Linked DNA regions of Homo sapiens: region 1 is linked to region 2. Evidence: read pairs that join two places in POLR2A ChIA-PET (ENCODE). Cell type or tissue: Panc1. All regions are shown on one strand. Each heading gives the region's core, and the rest is flanking DNA. Links, peaks and the distances in the headings are about the cores only.

The links. ChIA-PET counts read pairs that join two places held together with the same protein. Peaks named below come from ENCODE experiments on the same cell type or tissue, not always from the same donor. Only the 100,000 strongest peaks of a DNase experiment are listed, where the experiment ranks them.
Region 1: POLR2A ChIA-PET joins it to region 2 with 12 read pairs; 2 of 35 experiments call an interaction of 5 or more read pairs at or near these places.

The regions. Positions count from the first base shown.
Region 1 is chr6:146,819,475-146,829,974 of GRCh38, forward strand. No RefSeq gene overlaps it. Among named protein-coding and RNA genes, the nearest start is that of ADGB, 230 kb to the left of the region's middle. RefSeq lists an enhancer at 10,339-10,500. In Panc1, for the core only: no CTCF peak of the experiment used is centred there; no DNase peak of the experiment used is centred there.
Region 2 is chr6:146,984,911-146,995,410 of GRCh38, forward strand. The region is part of intron 6 of STXBP5-AS1 (STXBP5 antisense RNA 1); the gene reads right to left. Among named protein-coding and RNA genes, the nearest start is that of LUADT1, 170 kb to the right of the region's middle. In Panc1, for the core only: no CTCF peak of the experiment used is centred there; a DNase peak (open chromatin) is centred at 6,391; H3K27ac peaks cover 1,612 bases.

The sequences.
Region 1 (10,500 bases), core at 4,323-6,822, 170 kb before region 2:
ACATTCCAAGAACAAGGGAGTAAAGGAAGAATCAACCATGCAGACATCTCAGGTTAGGTGGAGGAATGATTGATCCCTTCTTGTATGTTCTGCACCTGGGAAGACAAACTTGTTATCGACATTGTCAGTGTGAATTCTAACAGACTTTAGTTTTCGGTACTAGACTTGGATTGCAGATCTAAAGTTGTAATTGACATGCCCTTGTTTTATGGGAACGTACACATTTTTGAAAGGTTTCCAGGCCAGCAAAGAACTCACCTAGGAACAGCTTGGACAGTGAAGCTTTTTGCCTTTCTGTGGGGTCTGACAAATGTACAATGCTTTGACACAAGGTTGTGAAGAACAAGCTATTCATTTGGGAAAAGAATGGCAGTGTTGCATGACTCAGCCTCCAGGCTCTCCAGGCTTATCTTTCCCTTTGGCGTAATGAGTTTGGGGGATCTGAGATTTTTATTTTCCTTTAGAGTTGTAATCATCAAAATATGGCCTGATTTCCCATTTCTCTGTCTGTCAGAGAAAATTCTGCTTTATGACAGATTTTGAGTTTTTTGCCTCTAAGCCTCTGTTTCCTAGATTTCTGTGGACCTTGGTTTTCAAGACAGTTCTATCTTTAGATATTTTTTCTCTTGCGGTAATCTGAATCCGTGACCCTTTGGTCTCAGCATTCTTTCTCCCCTTTCGCCAGCATTTTTCTCAGTTTGCTTACTTCTTCAAACGGTGTTCTCCTACTTTAAGGCAAGTTCTTCTGGATATTTCTTAGAGTTTCAAGTGGAATTTCATGGATATTAGGGTCCGTTGGTGGTTTTTGTGTTTTCACCTGTGCCAACCATACAGGTCTAAATGCTCAGATAATCCTGCTGATTGTCTTTATTTGGGCCACAACTACAGAGGCAGGATTTTCTTTTTCTCGGTCGCTTTGCAAGCCAGGGACCCCCAGCCAGTGATGCCCTACCTGGGCCGCTCTCGGGGATGATACTGTGCCCCAGCTCACCTGTGTTATAGCTTGTACTTGTGTTCTGTGGTTCCCAAGATCTTCTACTGCGCCCAAGAAGAATGAAGATGCACTGTACATTGAAGTGTGAGGAGGGTGGAAAAGAATTTTATTGAACGATGAAACAGGTTTTAGCGGAGAGGGGATATAGGGGTGGTTCCCCTATCTGAGGGCAGGAAAATCCCTCCCCTGTTGCTGGCTCTGGGGCCTCTTATGGACTCAGAATGGAGAGTGTGTGCTGATTGGTTTGTGAGTATGCAAAAAAGATTAAAGCGAAGACATCACTCAAATGTGGGCATGACAGTGTAGAAAACCAATTAGGAAAGGGTAGGTATATGTAAAATAGGTGAAGGGTGGGGATCAATCAGAGGAAAGCATGGAGGATTTAACCTGTAGCTTGGCTTTCAGGCTTTAAACTGTCTTTGGCTTCGAGGTGGGGTTTCACCAGGGGCCCGCCCCTATCTGCCTAGGCATTTGGCTGCCTCCTGCCACTCTCAATACCACTCTTGTTTATGGGAATTTCTTGTCATCTAATTTTGCTAGCAATTTATCTGAGTTTTGTTTTTTGTGGGGGGTGTGTGTGTACTTGCTTTGCCATCACAATTGTATTTATAGTTTTCAGGAGTAGTTTTGGGGAAAAGCAAAAATATGACACATCATTATCCTGCCACTAGAAGTGTGTTACTTATTTATAATTTTATTTGCTTATAATCAGACTACACGGTCCCTAGAATTTTTACTTCTAAAAAATTTATTAAGACTTTCTATGTAACTAAGTAGAGGTTTAAATGACATAAATGTGTAGGATGATCGTAAACTTTGCATATATATATGCAATAAGAATTGCTTGAAAAGAATGCAAATTTTAATTTTAGAAAAGCCTCATTTCCAAAATTTAACCGTGTATGTAGTTTTATGGAAAATTATATACAATGTTTTTCAAGTTTATTTTAGTCAAATATATTCATTATTTACTCTCTTTTTTTTAGTTTTAATCCACTTCATTTGTCTAGTTCTGAGAGGTATGTTGCAGAATTCAACAATACTTTTTCTTATTTTTTTGTTTTTGAATAATCTTTATCCTTTCAACTGTGCTATCATTTAAAAATATATTAAGCTAAAAGTAATAAAAAGGTCAGTTACAGCCAGGTGTCTCATGCCTGTAATCCCAGCACTTTGGGAGGCCAAGGTGGGTGGTTGGGAGTTGGAGACCAGCCTGACCAACATGAAGAAACCCCGTCTCTACTAAAAATACAAAATTAGCTGGGCGTGTGTGGCGCATGCCTGTAATCCCAGCTACTCAGGAGGCTGAGGCAGGAGAATTGCTTGAACCCGGGAAGCAGAGGTTGTGGTGAGCTGAGATCATGCCATTGCACTCCAGCCTGGGCAAAAAAAAAGTCACTTACTTTTGCTCAATTAAATAGAAGGATATTTATCTAACTTAATAAAAAGTTAGCATCTCAAAATCTAGAGCAAATATCTCTGTGGTAATATTGCCTTTCCTTCATCATCACAAAATGACTTGCAGCTCCAGCAGAGACATGTACAAGAATATTCATGGCAGCACAATTTATAATAGTCCAAAATTGGGGAAAACTCAAATTTCCATTCATTGTACAATGAGCACATCAACAAATCATGGTGTTTTTATATGACTAAATACTATGCAATAATCAGAATAAAGGAATCTCTGCTATTCTCCATACCATGGATGATTTTAATAAATATTTTATGCATTTAGATTTCAACACCTAGGAAAGCTGATCTGTGGTGTTAAAAGTCATAATAATGGTTAAATTTAAGGAGTAAATGGTATCAGGAATTGTCATTACAGGCCATTCTAGATGCTGATAATAATCTCAATACTGATATGAATGACTGTAACACAGGTAGTTTACTTTGTAAAAAAAAAAAAAAATTTTTTTTTTTTAATTTTTTGAGATGAAGTTTCACTCTGTCTCATGGGCTGGAGTGCAATGGCATGATCTCGGGTCACTGCAACCTCCATCTCCCAGGTTCAAGTGATTCTCATGCCTCAGACTCCCGAGTAGCTGAAATCACAGGTGCGCACCACCACACCCAGCTAATTTTTGTATTTTTAGTAGAGACAAGGTTTCGCCATGTTGGCCAGGCTGGTCTTGAACTCCTGACCTCAAGTGATCTGCCCACCTCGGCCTCCCAAAGTGCTGGGATTACAGGTGTGAGCGCCTGGCCTTCTTTGTAAATATTTATGGATCAGTAAACTTAAAATTTATTTACATATCTGTGTTTATGTATCTTTCAATAAAAAGTTTACATGATAAAATGATCAATGGAAAAGTTAAAACAAAGTATTACTGGATTTAATAACTCAATAATTAAGTTTAATAGCAGATTGTAGTAGTTGAGGAGACAATTATGAAGCTGTAAAGTCATCAAAAAGTAGTTAACTGACAAAACACATCAATCTATATGTTAAACATAAGATTAAATTTAAATGTTAATGGAATAATATTCTAATTAAAAACTTAATATTTAATTAACTAACATTTAATTAGAGACACAGGATTGAGAGATGAGTGCAGGTTGGGGAGTACTTCGTAGTGGGAGAATGAAGCTCAGAGAGATCTTGTGGCTTCTTCAGTTCAGTATGTTAAGGTGCCATATTATGGGGTATCATTTTCTGACCCCCAACAATGCAATGATTTTATTTCTGAAATATTCAATGAACATTAAAATTGTACAAAAAAAATACTTTGACTTTATATGTCTCACAGAATTAGATTCTTTGATTACTAACTTGCTTTTCAACTATACGAATGGTGGGCCATTCAAATCAAATAGAAGGTAAAACAATTCTCTGTTCCATGTGACTCAAAATGCATTTTGAAGACAGTTTTAACACCCCTGTGATTTCATCCCTGACCAAATCAATCAGCAGTTCCCATTCCTTAGCCCCCCAAACACCAAATCATCCTTAAAAACCCTAACCTCCAAATTCATGGGGAGGCAGATTTGAGAGATATTGCCCATCCTCCCCACTCAGCGGCCCTGCAATTATTAAAATTCAAAATGACAGGATGTCTAATAGTCTTGGTCTTCAACTACTAAATAGCAGTTCTCTCTTATTATTGGGACAACCACAAATGTCCCCATGTATTTCCTAAATATTCCCTAGAAGAGGCACTGTCTCCATGGAGAACATTATTCCCATGTAGAAGAATAGTAGAGTGCTGAGAAGCTGAGATAGTAATGTCTATGGATCACAGTTAATAAATGACTATTGGAATACATTGCCAATATACACATGTGCAATCATATTGAGTAAACCAGGGTATGTCTATAAAGCATGTACAGTTCCTACAATCCATAGGCCATTGTCTTTGGCAAAATATCTGGCCCCCCATTCAGTTTCTTTCTCTTTAGCCTCCTACAACCTACCTCTTTTCAGCCCTTCAAGTACTTCAAGATCAAGCTGTCCCTTCTCTGGGCTGGTATAAGGGCAGAGAAAACAGTGTTCTTGTTCTGAAGACATAGGCTTGCCTTTGAGATGATAGAAATAATCCCTGAGGCACAATTCTGGTGATAATGAAGCACCATTATATGGAGTAATTTAACTCCTCATCGCATCCAACAACTCCACTAAAAAATAGATTGTAGCTTCCCCTTTTCCACAATCAAAGTGCCCACTAAAGTGTTTTTGGAAATGTAACTGTCTTCATTTAAATGAATCTAAAAACGGCTGATAGCTTTAATAAACTTTTAACTGGCTTCTAGACATCAAGTTTTCAAACAAAACATTGAATTCTAGTCCTAGAGCCTCTCATTATATTTAGTTTGTTTGCACACAAAAAAATATGTGTGTAAACTCTGATCTGTTAACTGACATTTATCTTGTATTTCTGTCTTATTCAAAACAAACTCTTGCATTCATTTCCCCTTGAAAAACAGGGAAATAAAGAGAGAATTGGCAAAGAGAAACAAAATCCATGTTATGGCCCAGTGAGGTTCTTCTTGCCCACTGCATGGAAAACACCAATACACTGAGACAGTAGATGTTGCAGCAAAGAAATAATTTTAATAATTGCAGGGCCGCTGAGTGGGGAGGATGGGCAATATCTCTCAAATCTGCCTCCCCATGAATTTGGAGGTGAGGGTTTTTTAGGATGATTTGGTGTGTGTGGGGTGCTAAGGAATGGGAACTGCGATTTGGTCAGGGATGAAATCACAGGAGTGTCAAAACTGTCTTCATGTCCTGAGTGACTTCATGGGTGGGAGTCACAGAACCAGTTGAATCAGTTCTTTGGCATGGGTCATGGGTCTGGGTGGCATCAGTTGGTCTACCAGAATGCAAAGTCTGAAAAATATTTGAAAGACCAGTCTCAAGTTTCACAAGTTACCTGTAAGAGCAATTGGTGAAGTTATAAAATTTGTGAGCATTGGGTACAAGAATCCTGAGCAGTAAGCAATTATAAAAAAGCAAGCTAGGAAACAATGACCAGCTATTGTTTAACTATGCCTATATCTTAGCACAGTTCAAGCCCCCAACATAATTGTAACCTGTGGTCTTTCATTAGTCTGATATAGTCACTTTCAGTCCCCAAACAAGGAGGCGGGTAGTTTTGGGACAGGAATTATGCTGAATTCCTCCCATAGTTGGCTTGGCCTACATACAGGAATGAGAAAAGGCAGGTAGCTTGAGGTTAGAAGCAAGGTGGAGTCAGTTGTGTTAGACTTCTCTTACTGTTATAATTTTGCAAAGACAGTTTCACACGCGTCTTGCCACCTCCATCCCCTGGCTTGGGCCCTGCCCTGGGTGGGTTTATTTATACCAGATTAATAAAAGCTTTCAGTAACCTTTATAGAATATCTCTGAAAGTAACATTATGAAGAAACTTTGTTTCAAATTGTCATAAAGTATTTTGTCTAATCAATTATAAAACAGATTTTAGTCATTTTAATTTACATAAAACAGTTTCCAACCACAGATGTGTTTTTATGGAATAGCTTCATTACCTATTGAATGTGCTTAGAACTTTAAGCTAAACATCCTTGTTTTTTACTTTTTTGGTCAGGCACAGATGGCAGCATTACCACATGTATGATTTATTTTTGAAGTGAACTTATATAACAAACAACCCTACTATGCATATGTATATTTTCATAACTTTAAACAATTCTAAATTCAAATAAACCAAGCATTTTTAATTTATTTTGCTAATTATGAAAATTCACTTATCTAATCTGTAAATACCTTTTCCATCTGGTATATAACATAATGATACTCTTTACTGTCACTGTTAATCAAGCTGTTGATTTCAGAATCATCAATTCAGATAGCATCTGGGCATCTTTCATTCCATTGTAGGTGATTGATATATTCAGACAGATACAAAGAAACCTCATAAAAAGCTGTTTGACTTCATGGAAACACTCTAAATAAATATGTCACATAACAAAGACTAATCAGTTAATATTTAAATGACTAAATAATTTAAGTCATGACTATGGCTCATTGGTGACAACGGGCTAACTTTGTTAACATCACTATAACATTTTAAAGAGCTTGGAAAAACATGCTATTTTCACCAGAAAGTTTAAACTTGTGCAAATGTCCAAAACCATATTAGATAAAACCTGATCAATAACCATTACCTTAATAATACAAAATGGTTGCTATGAATTTATTCTAAAGGAACTCTGAAATATTTGTATATTTCTCTATGAATTTAGCTAATTTTTAGCTCAGTTACTCCTGGCGTAGCCTGTGCCCAAAGTCTGCATGTTTTATAATATGATGTGTGCAAAACAACCTTTGGAAAATAATATTAAAGCTTTTCTAAGAACCATCATTTCTTTAGCATATCATCTAAAGTCATTAAATTATTAATATTAGATACCATGAAAATAGTTCTTAGAATAGTCAACTAGAATGTAAAGACTAATTTCCAATTTATGAATCATACAGATTCTTTATGTTTACTTTTCCTTTTTCATTTATCAACATTTAAGTCACCTCATTAGTTATTTCTGGTTCCATAAAGACAAAGATGAAGAAAACATGGGAAAATTCAAAGGGCTGAATTTGTAATTTGCAGATATGATACACACTTTCTTGAAAGAAGTTCACATTCCTAATGAGCTGCTCATAAGTCATTTGCAGATTTCAGTAGCCTTTAGTCTTCAGTACTCTTGGTGCCACAATATTGACTGATAAGTTTTATTTTTTCAATTGTGTCATTATTGTTTAACTAGATTGTCACACTAAAGACCATTTTTATAATACTTTGTAAAAGATTTCATTTTAATGAGCTATAATCTCGAGTGTAAGAAACAACTATATCATAATTGTTAGGTTTCTTTTTTTTGTTTTTGAGACGGAGTCTTGCTCTGTTGCCCAGGCTGGAGTGCAGTGGTGTGATCTCAGCTCACTGCAAGCTCCACCTGCTGGGTTCATGCCATTCTCCTGCCTCAACCTCCCAAGTAGCTGGGACTACAGGAGCTTGCCACCAGGCCCGGCTAATTTTTTTGTATTTTTTTAGCAGAGACGGGATTTCATCTGTTAGCCAGGATGGTCTCGATCTCCTGACCTCATGATCCGCCTGCCTCGGCCTCCCAAAGTGCTGGGATTACAGGTGTGAGCCACTGCTCCCAGCCATTGTTAGGTTATTTTTAATCACGCATAGAACCTAGCCCAAAACCTCACAGAATAGGCTTTTGATAGAATATGGTTGAATATATTAAGTATTTGCATTGTTTTAACTATTAGGCTGCTGTCTAAAAGGGGCTATATCAAAACTTATGATCATTATCAAAAATCCATCATATTGGTCTTCAAGTGAAGATATTGAAAAACACAGTTTACAGGACTTTACAAAAAGATTCACATTCTTAAGAGACTGTGATAATGCCAGATGGCAGATTGTCAACAATGATATTTTACAATGTTTACAGAAGTCATGGATCATATTCTAGTAGAAACAGCTTTATTTTCCAAATAGGATTCTAATTTATACACCACTAAGGCAAACAGGGAGTCACTGATCTGGAAGCTCATAGTCATGCCGTTAAAGTGAGATGGTTCCAAATTTATGACACTTTATATTTTTTACCTGTTCCTTTGGCCACAATGGTGTCCCTTGTTTTTTACCTGCTTCCCCCACACGTATCTAATATAGAATGTTGGACCTGGGAATAAACAACACTTTCATTCAGAAAGGGGAGGAATGGGAGACGGCACTTAGCAGTTCTGAAATCCCTCAGGGTAGACATTGTGAAGGCCTCATCAGGAGGTGGTGACAGGCCTTGATCAGGTCTGATTCCGTATTGTAACAGCTCCTCTCCATTCAGTTGGTCTCCATGCCCCCAGGTCCACCTTCTGAGAATGTCTTCTTGCTGTTATACTCACTGGTTACATTGGAAGTGGCTGTTTGAAAATATGTCCTTGGAGGCTGACCAGTGTTTGCAGCCTGGTTTCTCATAATTCATATAGGTCTGTTGTATGTAGATATAAAGTAATAAGAGGTAGGAGAATAATTGTGGCCACAATAAAAATATCAAAGACAGTTAAAATAACAGAAAGCAGTGGTTTCCATTGTCACCTTCTCAGAAGCCTGTGACTATTTTAACAGACTTTTTTTTGGTTGCCTTCTACTTCACATCCCTTCCACTGTTTTTTTAGTAGCAGAAATGAGATGGAGTAGAGAGTCCCATTTTAGGGCCCTACAGGCCACCCCAGCATAGAAAAGACGGAAAATCTTGAATTCCTTCAAGGGAAATTCCAGGCACCTAGTTAGCCCTGAGAAGTAAATAAGTAACCTGATTAGCAAAACAGCAATAATAGCCTCAAACAATAGCCAAGGAAGTTTGGGTCCAGATGTGTTTGGTTTCCTATAGAAACTAAATATAGCATTTTAACATATGTCCCATAGTTGTCTTTCAGAAAACCAGCCTCCCACCGAGATCCCCATAAACGGATTCACTGGCACATAAACCCTAGATAAGGAGGAATTGAACACTAAGCTCTGACCACTGTAATTTGTTCTAAATTTCTTCCTGAGGAGTTTGGAGGGAGTCACACACCCAGGCTAGTTAACACTTTTTTTTTTCTGCTGACCCCAAATTTTTAAACAAAGCTTCTCTCTTCCTTCACAATTAGAAGTCAGAAAGTTTTTGAATGTACCTACCACCTATAAGCCCCCCTTCAACATATCCCACCCTTTTAGGCCAAAACCAATGTGTAACCTCCATATATTGATTTATGGTTTGGCCTATAGTTTCTGCTTTCCTGAAATTTTCCCCTGCCTTTAAAAACTGTTACTGCCAAGCCATCAAGGAAGTCAAAATTTGAGCATTAGCTGCCTGGTCTTACTTGCTTTGTACCTGTAAATAATAATGCCTTCGTTTCTGTCTCTGCAAAAACCTCTATGTGGATATCTGGTTTTACTGCACCTGGCAAGTGGACCCCAGTTTTGTTCGATAACAGCAACAAAAGAGCCGAAGCTGAGTCATAAGCAGCATCTCAAGGAGGCTGTCCATTAAATTAGTATCACTTCTATCCTTTCTGGTTTGGGTGTTTTTTGTTTTTTGTTGTGTTTTTTTTTTTCCCAAACCTATGATTTACTCAAATATATTTCCAATGGCTTTTTTTTCTTAAGTTTAACCAGAGTTTGTTTCTGTTATATAAAACCAAAGAATCAAAATTGACACACTCAAATCCAACTTTGGTTTCCACTTCCTGAAAATGGTCCACATTAGAGATTTTGAAACTTAAAAGAGACACCTCAAGAGTTCTGAGAAAAAACATCCATACTCCAGAGCAAAGGTTCTTAACCTGGGATCTTTGGATGAGATTCAGGTAGCACCTAAACCTCCCACAATTGTACTTATTTTCTTTTATAGAAATTCATAGCTTTCATCAGGTTCTTTTTTAAGAGGGGTTGGGGGACAGGGTCTCACTCTGTCACCCAGGCTGGAGTGCAGTGGTATGATCTCGGCTCACTGCAGCCTCAACCTCCCAGGCTCAAGTGATCCTCTCACGTTGGCCTACTAAGTATCTGGGGCCACAGGTGTGCTCCACCACCACTCCTGGCTAATGTTTGTATTTTGTGTAGAGACAGGATTTCACTATGTTGCCCAGGCTGGTCTCAAGTTGGGGTCAAGTGGTCTGCACACCTTGATCTCTCAAAGTGCTGGGATTACAGGTATGAGCCACAGTGCCCAACCCTCATCAGGTTCTTAAAGAATATGTAACCATAAAATACTGCTGTTCTGGAAATTTAGTTTTCAAATAGCATAAGGAAGTACAACAATAAAAGATTTTCATCTAGTGAAATTTTTTTTTTGAAGAATGGCTTAATTACTTGGAGAAATTCACTTGGAAATAATTAAAGCTATTTGATATTAGAATGTATCTATAAACCAAAAATAAAATTCTAAGCTCCCCAATCAATTAAATGGAACCCTCCTCTCAGCCAGGGTCATTCTTAACTTAACCTGAAAAGCTAGTTCAGGTCATGAGGGGATATGGG
Region 2 (10,500 bases), core at 4,957-7,456:
TTATTTAAGTTACTAAGTTTGTATGCCCTATAGAAATCAGAAACTGAAGGACGCTCATTGTTCAGAATTATATCCCAACATCATTATTTATTGAAGAAAAGTAGAGAAAATTAAATATTTTTACCTAGGCACATTCCCTCAAACAACCAAGTTTCTCTAAATAAGAATTAAGGGGGAAAAATGGCATTAGGAAGACCACTGACAATATTTCCCCCAGACAGGTAAAAAGATAAACGCCAGTGTTTTGATATAAAAAATAAATGAGCTGAGATAAAAAGAGAGACCAAAATGTTGATAGTTTTCTCTAATTCAGGAATCAGGAAAAAAAAAAATCTGTAAAGGGCTAGATAGTAAACATTTGGGGCTTTGCAGGCCTTTTGATCTCTGTCACAACTGCTCTGCTCTACCATGGGTAACACAAAAGCAGCCATAGACACTGTGTAAACAAATGGGCGTGGCTAGTTTGCAATAAAACTTTTTTAACAAAAACACAGTGAGCTGGACTTGGCCTGTGAAATATAGTTTGCAGATCCCTGCTCTATTGCTAAGATCACGAGTGACACTTTCTTGTTCATGCTTTTCTGAATTGAGTGGATTTTTATAATTAGTAAAAAAAGATATATAAAATCATGTGTAACTTAAAAATAGCTAAGACAAAATATTTATTCAAATTCAAAATCTTATGTTTTCAATATTTAAAAAAACACAAATGAACATCCAACCCAAGTAGTTAGAAAACACACACACAGCATAAAGAAATTAATGGAAATAAAGAATAAAATATTGCATTAAAAATAGATAAACCATTGACTTAACAAGTAAACATAAGTCAATGGTTTTCCTAAGAATGTAGGAATAAGTTTCATAACATGAAATATATCCCAAGGTTCTCTTGAAAAGACACTGAAGTATTATCCTCCCTTTTCCCTTTTTTTTATTTCCAACTTTTAAGTTCAGGGGTACATGTGCAGGATGTGCAGGCTTGTTACATAGGTAAACATGTGCCATGGTGGTTTGCTGCACAGAACATCCCATCACCCAGGTATTTATCCCAGCACCCACTAGCTATTCTTCCTGATGCTCTACCTCTTCCTACCCACTACCCTTTGACAGGCCCCAGTATGTGTTGTTCCCCACCATGTGTCCATGTTTTCTCATCATTCAGCTCCCACTTGTAAGTGAGAACATGAGGTATTTGGTTTTCTGTTCCTGCGTTAGTTTGCTAAGGATAATGCCCTCCAGCTCCATCCATGTCCCTGCAAAACACATAATCTCATCCCTTTTGTTGGCTGCATAGTATTCCATAGTGTATATGTGCCACATTTTCTCTATCCAGTCTGTCATGGTTGGGCATATAAGTTGATTTCATGTCTTTGCTATCATAAGTAGTGCTGCAATAAACATACACGTGCATGTATCTCTGATCATATATCTAGAAAACTTCATTGTCTCAGCCCAAAAGCTGCTTTTTTTTTTTCTTTTTTTTCCTTTTTTGAAATGGAGTCTTGCTCTGTCGCCCAGGCTAGAGTGCAGCGGCACGATCTCGACTCACGGCAACTTCCACTTCCTGGGTTCAAGAAATTCTCCTGCCTCAGCCTCCCAAGTAGCTGGGATTATAGGCACCCACCATTACACCCAGCTAATTTTTGTATTTTTAGTAGAGAGAAGGTTTCACTATCTTGGCCAGGCTGGTCTTGAACTCCTGACCTCGTGATCCTCCTGCCTCAGCCTCCCAAAGTACGGGGATTACAGGTGTGAGCCACTGCTCCTGGCCAAGCTTCTTAAGCTGATAAGCAACTTCAGCAAAATCTCAGAATACAAAATAAATATACAAAAATCACTAGCATTCCTACACACCAATAGGCAAGCTGAGAGCCAAATCATGAACGAACTCCCTTTCACAATTGCCACAAAAAGAATAAAATATCTTAAAAATGCAGCTTATAAGGGAAGTGAAGGACCACTTTAAGGAGAACTACTTACCACTGCTCAAAAAAATCAGAGATGACACAAATGGAAAAACATTCCAAGCTCATACATAGGAAGAATCAATATTTTGAAAATGGCCATACTGCCCAAAGCAATTTATAGATTTAAGGTTATTCCCATTAAACTACCATTGACATTCTTCACAAAATTAGAAAAAAACTATTTTAAAATTTATATGGAACCAAAAAAGAGCTCAAATAGCCAAGGCACTTGTAAGCAAAAAGAACAAAGCTGGAGGCCTCACATTACCTGACTTCAAACTATACTACAGGGCTACAGTAACTAAAACAGCATGGTACTGGTAGAAGAACAGACATATAGACTAATGGAGCAAAATAGAAAACCCAGAAATAAGATGACACACCTGCAACCATCTGATCTTCAACAAACCTGACAAAAACAAGCAATAGGGAAATGATTCCCTATTTAATAAATGATGCTGGGAGAACTGGCTAGTCATATGCAGAAAATTGAAACTGGACCTCTTACTTACACCATATACAAAACTAAACTCCAGATGGGTTAAAAACTTAAATGTAAAACCCAAAACTAGAAAAATCCTAGAAGAAAACCTAGGCAATACCATTTAGGACATAGGCACAGGCAAATATTTCACGACAAAGATGTCAAAAGCAATTGGAACAAAAGCAAAAATTGACAAATGGGATCTAATTAAACTAAAGAGCTTCTGTGCAGCAAAAGAAACAATAGAGTAAATAGACAACCTACAGAATGGGAGAAAATTTTTGCAATCTATCCACCTGACAAAGGTCTAATATCCAGTATCCATAAGGAACTTAAACAAATTTACAAGAAAAAAAAACATTAAAAAGTAGGCAAAGGACATGAACAGTCACTTCTCAAAAGAAGACACACATGTGGCCAAAAATCATATGGAAAAAAGCTCAACATCACTGATCATTAGAGAAATGCAAATCAATATCACAGTGAGATACCATCTCACACCAGTCTGAATGGCTATTAAAAAGGCAACAAAAGCCAAAATAGACAAATGGGATCTAATTAAACTAAAGAGCTTCTGCACAGCAAAAGAAACTACCATCAAGTGAACAGGCAACCTACAGAATGGGAGAAAATTTTTGCAATCTACTCATCTGACAAAGGGCTTATATCCAGAATCTACAAAGAACTTAGACAAATTTACAAGAAAAAAACAAACAACCCCATCAAAAAGTGGGCAAAAGATATGAACAGACACTTCTCGGAAGACATTTATGCAGCCAACAGACACATGAAAAAATGCTCATCATCACTGGCCATCAGAGAAATGCAAATCAAAACCACAATGAGATACCATCTCATCCAGTTAGAATGGTGATCATTAAAAAGTCAGGAAACAACAGATGCTGGAGAGGATGTGGACAAATCAGAACACTTTTACACTGTTGGTGGGAGTGTAAACTAGTTCAACCATTGTGGAACGCAGTGTGGTGATTCCTCAAGGATCTAGAACTAGAAATACCATTTGACCCAGCGATCCTATTACTGGGTATATACCCAAAGGATTATAAATCATGCTACTATAAAGACACTTGCACACATATGTTTACTGCAGCACTATTCACAACAGCAAAGACTTGGAACCAACCCAAATGTCCATCAATGATAGACTGGATTAAGAAAATGTGGCACATATACACCATGGAATACTGTGCAGCCGTAAAAAAGGATGAGTTCATGTCCTTTGCAGGGACATGGATGAAGCTGGAAACCATCATTCTGAGCAAACTATCACAAGGACAGAAAACCAAACACTAATAAACTAATAAAAAAAAATTTTTTTGAGTCAAAAAACTACAGAGGCTGGTGAGGTTGTGGGGAAAAAGGAACACTTTTACACTATTGGTGGGAATGTAAATTAGTTCAACCATTGTGGAAGCCAGTGGCAATTTCTCAAAGACCTAGAGGCAGAAATATCATTCAACCCAGCAATCCCATTACTAGGTATATACCCAAATGAATATAAATCATTCTGTTATAAAGATGTATTCTCCCTTTTCAATCTCCAAGTTCTCTTCTTCCTTCCATTATCATAAAATAACAGATTTTGTTTAGAAATAATATAGCATGCTTCTAGAATATATTCTTATCTTAAAATGGATAAAGCTTCATGTCTTAGAATTCAGCTCAGCCAAATTAATATGTCAGCAGACCCACACTAGATAAGGAGGGCTGGCATTCAAAAAGGAGCTGATCTCTTGTTTTCCTGCAGCTCAGTCTAGTAGAAAAGACAAACCTGTACAGACATAAATGCATTTTTAGTGTAGTAAACATGCAGTGATGGAGGTAAAGGGAAAAAACTAATAATAACTAATTGCTTGGCTCCCTACTGAGCTTTCCTCCTCAAGATACTTTATTGTATGACAAGCTACGATAGGGAAATACAAAATGTAAAATAATGTGATTTGAGTTACAGTTATCTATTAATATTGTAAAGCCTTAGAAAAATCTCTTAATCTCTTGGGGCCTCACTTTCCTCATCTTTGAAACTAGGGTAATGACTGTATGTACAGTACTGAGGTCATAGGGGTGCAAGGCTCAAATGACATAATGTTCCTGAAAACCTTTTAAATGTGCTATAATGCAAAAGTTATTTTCATTAACACCATTAGCATCAAAGTGTAAATTATTGTGAATTTCACAAGTCTATTTGAATTTTACACTTATTCCATTTGCACCAGAAACCATCTTCAGTTCACCATTTTAAAAAGTCAACCTAGTCTTAAATGAGTACTATACAAAGGATCTTGATTCACAAACATAACGGCTGCTGTTCTTCATCTGAAAGTCATAGTCATACCCTAAAGTTAAGATCAGTATGTGATCCACAGTGTCAAGTCCTCTGTAGCCTAAATATTGGAGGCTTTTCAGAATATGTTGTATTTACTCTTTCAGACCACATTATTTTTATATTATTTGTTAATAAGGTAATTATAATTACAAAACAGTAGAAGTTCTCCCAACTGACCTCTAGTAAACAGACTCCTCTTGCCTATAGCTATCTGTTAAAGGATGAAAGCTCACAGCTAATATTCTGGGATGTTGACATTCTGTTTCTACCAATGAGTTATATGCTTACTAAGAGTCACTCACGCTTGTTCCTACCTCTTGCATCCAGAAGCGACATAAAATTATTCTTCGTTTTGGCTCAGCATATATGGCCACTGCACTCAGGGTACCTAACTCAGTATTGAATATACAGTAAGTCTGAGTCACTGCATTTTTTTTAATAAACTACTTTCAGGTAACTTTTGAAAATGTAAGATAAAGACTTAAAATCGACATTAATTCCTTTGTCATTTTCAGGCACTTTGCTAGAGCTGGCTACATTTGCAATTTATCTTTTTTTTTCTTTGTTTTGGACTCATCAGCCAATTTTCAAAGCAATTTGAATTCACTTTTTGTATAAGAGTCTTCAGGAAAACATTCTGTCAAGGGCCTTGGGACAATCCAGATAAATGATACCCCTGCATTCCTCTCATACTAATCAACCATTTGTGAATCTGTCTCAAAGAACGCATTCCTGTGCCAAGCTACCCTTAGCACAGCCCTGAAGCTGCTGCTATCCTTTCTGTCCCTGCTTCGTGAGTTATCATTTTATTCTGTCTTGTTCTCCTGCCAAACTGACATTCCTTCTGAGATTCTGTTCTCAGAGCAATTCTGCTCAAAATTTGGGATATCAAGAAGAATGAAATTACTAATCTTTTTTGTCATCCTCCTTACTGTTATCCCCAGATATTTGTATGTTTCTATTTTCCCACTTACAATTTAGATCACTTGTAAACATACATACAATGGAGTTTTGGCAAATTTTGAGCTTACCGTGTGGATTACCTTCTGGTTGCTGTCAGTGTTTTCCAAAACTCACACATAATGTGAAAGAAAAGAACAAAATTGGGTAGCAATCATTGTATGGTCCAGCCATGAAATAATGGGTTTTATAACTTCCTCTAAACTAAACTAGAATAAGAAAAAATCATAAATAAGATTACAATTTGGGGCAACCCACTCGGGTCCCCTTCCACACTGTGGAAGCTTTGTTCTTTCACTCTTCGCAATAAATTTGCAGCAAAAAAAAAAAAAAAAAAAAAAAGATTACAATTTGATTGATAGCTCAGTATCAGTGATATGATAGAAAAGAAACACCAAACAGGAAGACAGAAGCTTTGGTTTTCCAGTAGCTTTTTATATTTGCTGGAACATGAAATAATGAGGGGTTTGTTACAAAATACATACAAGGAAAAAAAACAAAGAGAATCTTTGCTAATCTTGTAACAGGTATAGTCTGGATGTCAAAGGAGAGGAAAGATGATTTAGGGTCCAAGGTCATTTTACTAACAACATTAACTTGTCACTCTCTAGTTAGACAGTCTCTTGCCAATATGATGACTCAGTTCCTCTCTGAGTCTCTACTGCTGGATATTGTTTAGTTTCTGCTTAGTCGTGACGTCTGTACTTTGAACTTGAATGTACTGACAGCCTCTACATATTTATAGCCTTTCATGACGAATGTCATCTTAAAGTCTTTGATATCTGTCTTCTGCGTCGGTTTCAACATCAGCCTTCACCCTTCACTATTAACTGGAACAATTTTATATATATATGTATTTTGCATTGAAATTCTCCAAGGAAGAGAATTTGATGTGTTAGTCACTATCATTTAGCTTTGGCCAAGCTCTTATGCCAAACCATCTTGGGCTCCTGCTAGCCGGGAGGTAGAGCATCATCAATTTCCCAACCTTAATTTGACCTAATCAGCTGCTGCTGCTGGGGCAAAATCATGTGGTAATTGCTAGTGACCATGAGTTCATTGATTCGTCCCTTTTTTTTAAGTTCCTACTCTGTCGGGTATTATTCTAGACGTTGAGGAAACAGCAGTGAATAAAACAGAAAAAAGAAGATAACAAGATTCTGGCAGGAATAAAAATTTACCCCAGATGCTATAAATTAAATGGTTTCGATGAAAGAGCTACTTATATATGGTGGAAAATGTTTAGGAAATAAACAGGGGAAATTGAGAGACCCCAAGACCAGCAACAGTGAGAAGCTACTACCACACCCATTGTTGAAGTGGCAAGCGGTACATGGTACAGAACCCAATGAGATTTTCAGACGTGGAGTGAGAGCTGCCTGGAAGTCACGAGGAATAGAGATACTGTTCAAAGACAAGAACACTGAGGGAAGATACATCCCAATATCTCTCTCCTCTCTCATTCCATTCTCCAACCAGACCTTTCCATTGGCCAACCCAGAGAGAAATATGAGAGCAAGGAGACCAAGGTGATATAGCCTCTGGCCTCTGAGCATATACTGCAGAGCTAAGAAGTGCAGAAAATGGATAGGATGGCATTAACTGAGAAATCATTTCACAGGGACCTTACCATCAAGTGGAGTAAACAGTTAAAAACAATTAAACTGAAGTAACAATATCAAACAATACAATTTGGATGAATATAAGCACAATAATGAAAAAGGTGGGGGAAAGGGGATAGAAAGTGATTTTCAAGAAAAATTATCTTAGAATATTGGAAAAACACCAGGCACAGTGGCTTGTGGCTTATGCCTGTAATCACAACATTTTGGGAGGCTGAGGTGAGAGGATTGCTTGAACCCAGGAGTTCAAGACCAGCCTGGGCAACATAGACAAACCTTGTCTCTACGAAAAAAAGTTTTTTAGTCACCTGGATGTGATGGCATGTGCCTGTATTCCTAGCTACTCAGGAGGCTGAAATGGGAGGATCACTCGAGCCTGGGAGGTCAAGGCTGCAGTGAGCTATGACCATGCCACTGTACTCCAGCCTACGTGACAGCAAGAGACTCTATCTTTAAAAACAGAAATAAAGGAAAAAATAGCACATGTGGACAAATTTTTGTCAATTTAATGGAGATAAAAGATTCGTGTTTCAGAATTTTACATTTGGAGTAGTTGATATGCAAAAAGAATGTATAAAATATGTGCAAGTGATGAACATAAAAATAAAGCAAAAAACTAAATATCAATGCTATTCATCATCCTTTCCTCCTTCCTCACTCTTCATCAGCAGGACCTACCAGCCCGAGTTTTCATTTTTAATCACATCTTTACGTTTCTTTTAAATATATTTTCAGTTTTGCTTATTTTTGAAATTTATAAAATGTATATCTTATATTATTGTGTTTTGTTTTCACTCAATATACTTTTTAATATTCACCCATGTTGATTCACATTGCTGTAGTTCATCTTCACTGCTGAATAGATGTTCCATCATATGAATATTCTATAATATATTCATTAATTTTTCTAAGAACATTGTGTTATTACCAGTTTGTTGCTAATATGATGCTGATACAAATATTCCTGTACCTATCTTTAGATACAAGAGCAAGTATTTCTTTATAATATATAGCACATGCAGGAATAGAATTGCTCAGTTATGGGGTTCATGAATTTTTTTTTTTTTTGAGCCAGAGTTTTGCTCTTGTTGCCCAGGCTGGAGTGCAATGGCACGATCTCAGCTCACCACAACCTCTGCCTCCCGGGTTCCCAAGCGATTCTCCTGCCTCAGCCTCCCGAATAGCTGGGATTACAGGCATGCACCACCACACCTGGCTAATTTTGTATTTTTAGTAGAGACGGGGTTTCTCCATGTTGGTCAGGCTGGTCTTGAACTCCTGACCTCAGATGATCCGCCCACCTCAGCCTCCCAAAGTGCTAGGATTACAGGCATGAGCCACCATGCCTGGCCATGCATTTTCAACCTTACAAAATAGTGCCAACTTGTTTTTAAAAGTATGATTATACCTTGTGTAGACTCTCTCTGGCAACATTTAAGAGTTCCCTTGATTCCCATACTTGCCATCACTACATATGGTAAGATTTTGTATATGAGTAGAGCAAATGTGTAATAATAACTAATTGCACTTTTAAATTGCACTACCATAATGAGGTTTATTGTTGTTTTATGTAATTAATGACCACTGTGCGTCCCCTTCTGTGAAATACCTGTTCATATACTTAGCTCAATTTTCTATTGGATTGTTATTTGAATTTTCTTTTTACTTCATAGGACTTCTTTATATATTATAAATACTAATTCTTAATTTATTTCTGTGTTGCAAATATCTTAGATTGGGGCTTTGTAGTTTTCTTGATGAAATCTTTTGATAAATAGAGATTCTTCTTTTTAATGTTGAATTTATCAATGTTTTATTTTTCAGCTGTGAGCTGTTTTCTTGCTTTCGCTATGCTGAGATTACAGACATTCTCTTGTATTGCCCTCTAAAACAGCAATAAGCAAACTGCAGCTCACATTTGTAAATACAGCGTATGGAAACACATCCACGTCCATTCTTTTGTATAATATCTATGCCACCTTGCACTGGAAGAACAGAGTTGATAGCTGTGACCATATGGTCCACAAAGCCAAAAACTTTTACATCTGATCAGTTAGGAATAAGTGTGCTGATCTGGTTCTAAAAGATTATTAGATAGTCGATCTTTTTCTCCGAGATCTAGTGTGGCAATTGTTATGTATCAAGTTTTCATACATGTGTAGGTCTCTCTATGGGCTCTCTTCTCTTCTATTGGTCTGTGTGTCCATCTCTGTGTCATTTCAACACTGAGTTAACACAGCTTTATAGGAAATCTTGGCATCAGGTAAACCAAATTCTCACACTGTAATCTTCTTCAAGAGTATTTTCCCTTTACTTGGATATTCACTCTTTTATAAAAGTTTAGCTTTAGTTCAGACAGTTTCATGGGAAATACAACAAGTTGTTTTGATTAATATATAGATTAGGTTAATCTGCAGATCAGTGTTGTCATTTTTACTACTTTGATTACTAACCATGAAAATGCTATATGTTTATGTGTTCATTTTTACACACACACGCACATGCACACACATACACGGTTTAATGTCTTTTAATAAGGTTTAAATTTTTCAGTAGGGTTTGCACATCTTTGATTTATTCGTATATATGTTAATTGTGTAATGCTGAATGTTATCTCTTTAATTGACTTTTAAACACCATTGCTACTTTTAGTTATTCATCTTACATCCAAGAACCTTATTAAACTTGCACTATTTCTAATAATTTGCCTGTATATCCTTTTGGCTTTACTGTGTACAAAAGTAATGATAGTTTTGCTTTTTCCTTTTCAATAATTTTAGATTAGATTTCCTTCTCAAATGCACAACTTACAGTGTTACAGACAATAATAGATAGAAGCAGTGATGGTGCTTAATTGCCTCATTCCTCATTTTAGTATTTCATTATTGAATATAAATGCTCACTGTAGATTTTTGATAGATCCGTTTGTCAGGTTAGAAAGGATGCCTTCTATTTCAAAACCTCAGGATTTTTTATTATGAATGAATTTTGTAAAATGTTTTGCTGTACATATTAATCATTTTCCCCTTAATCTGTTAATGTAGTACTTATATTACCTAATGTTAAAGTACATTTGCATGACTGGGATGCATATACAAATTAAAAGTGATATCTTTC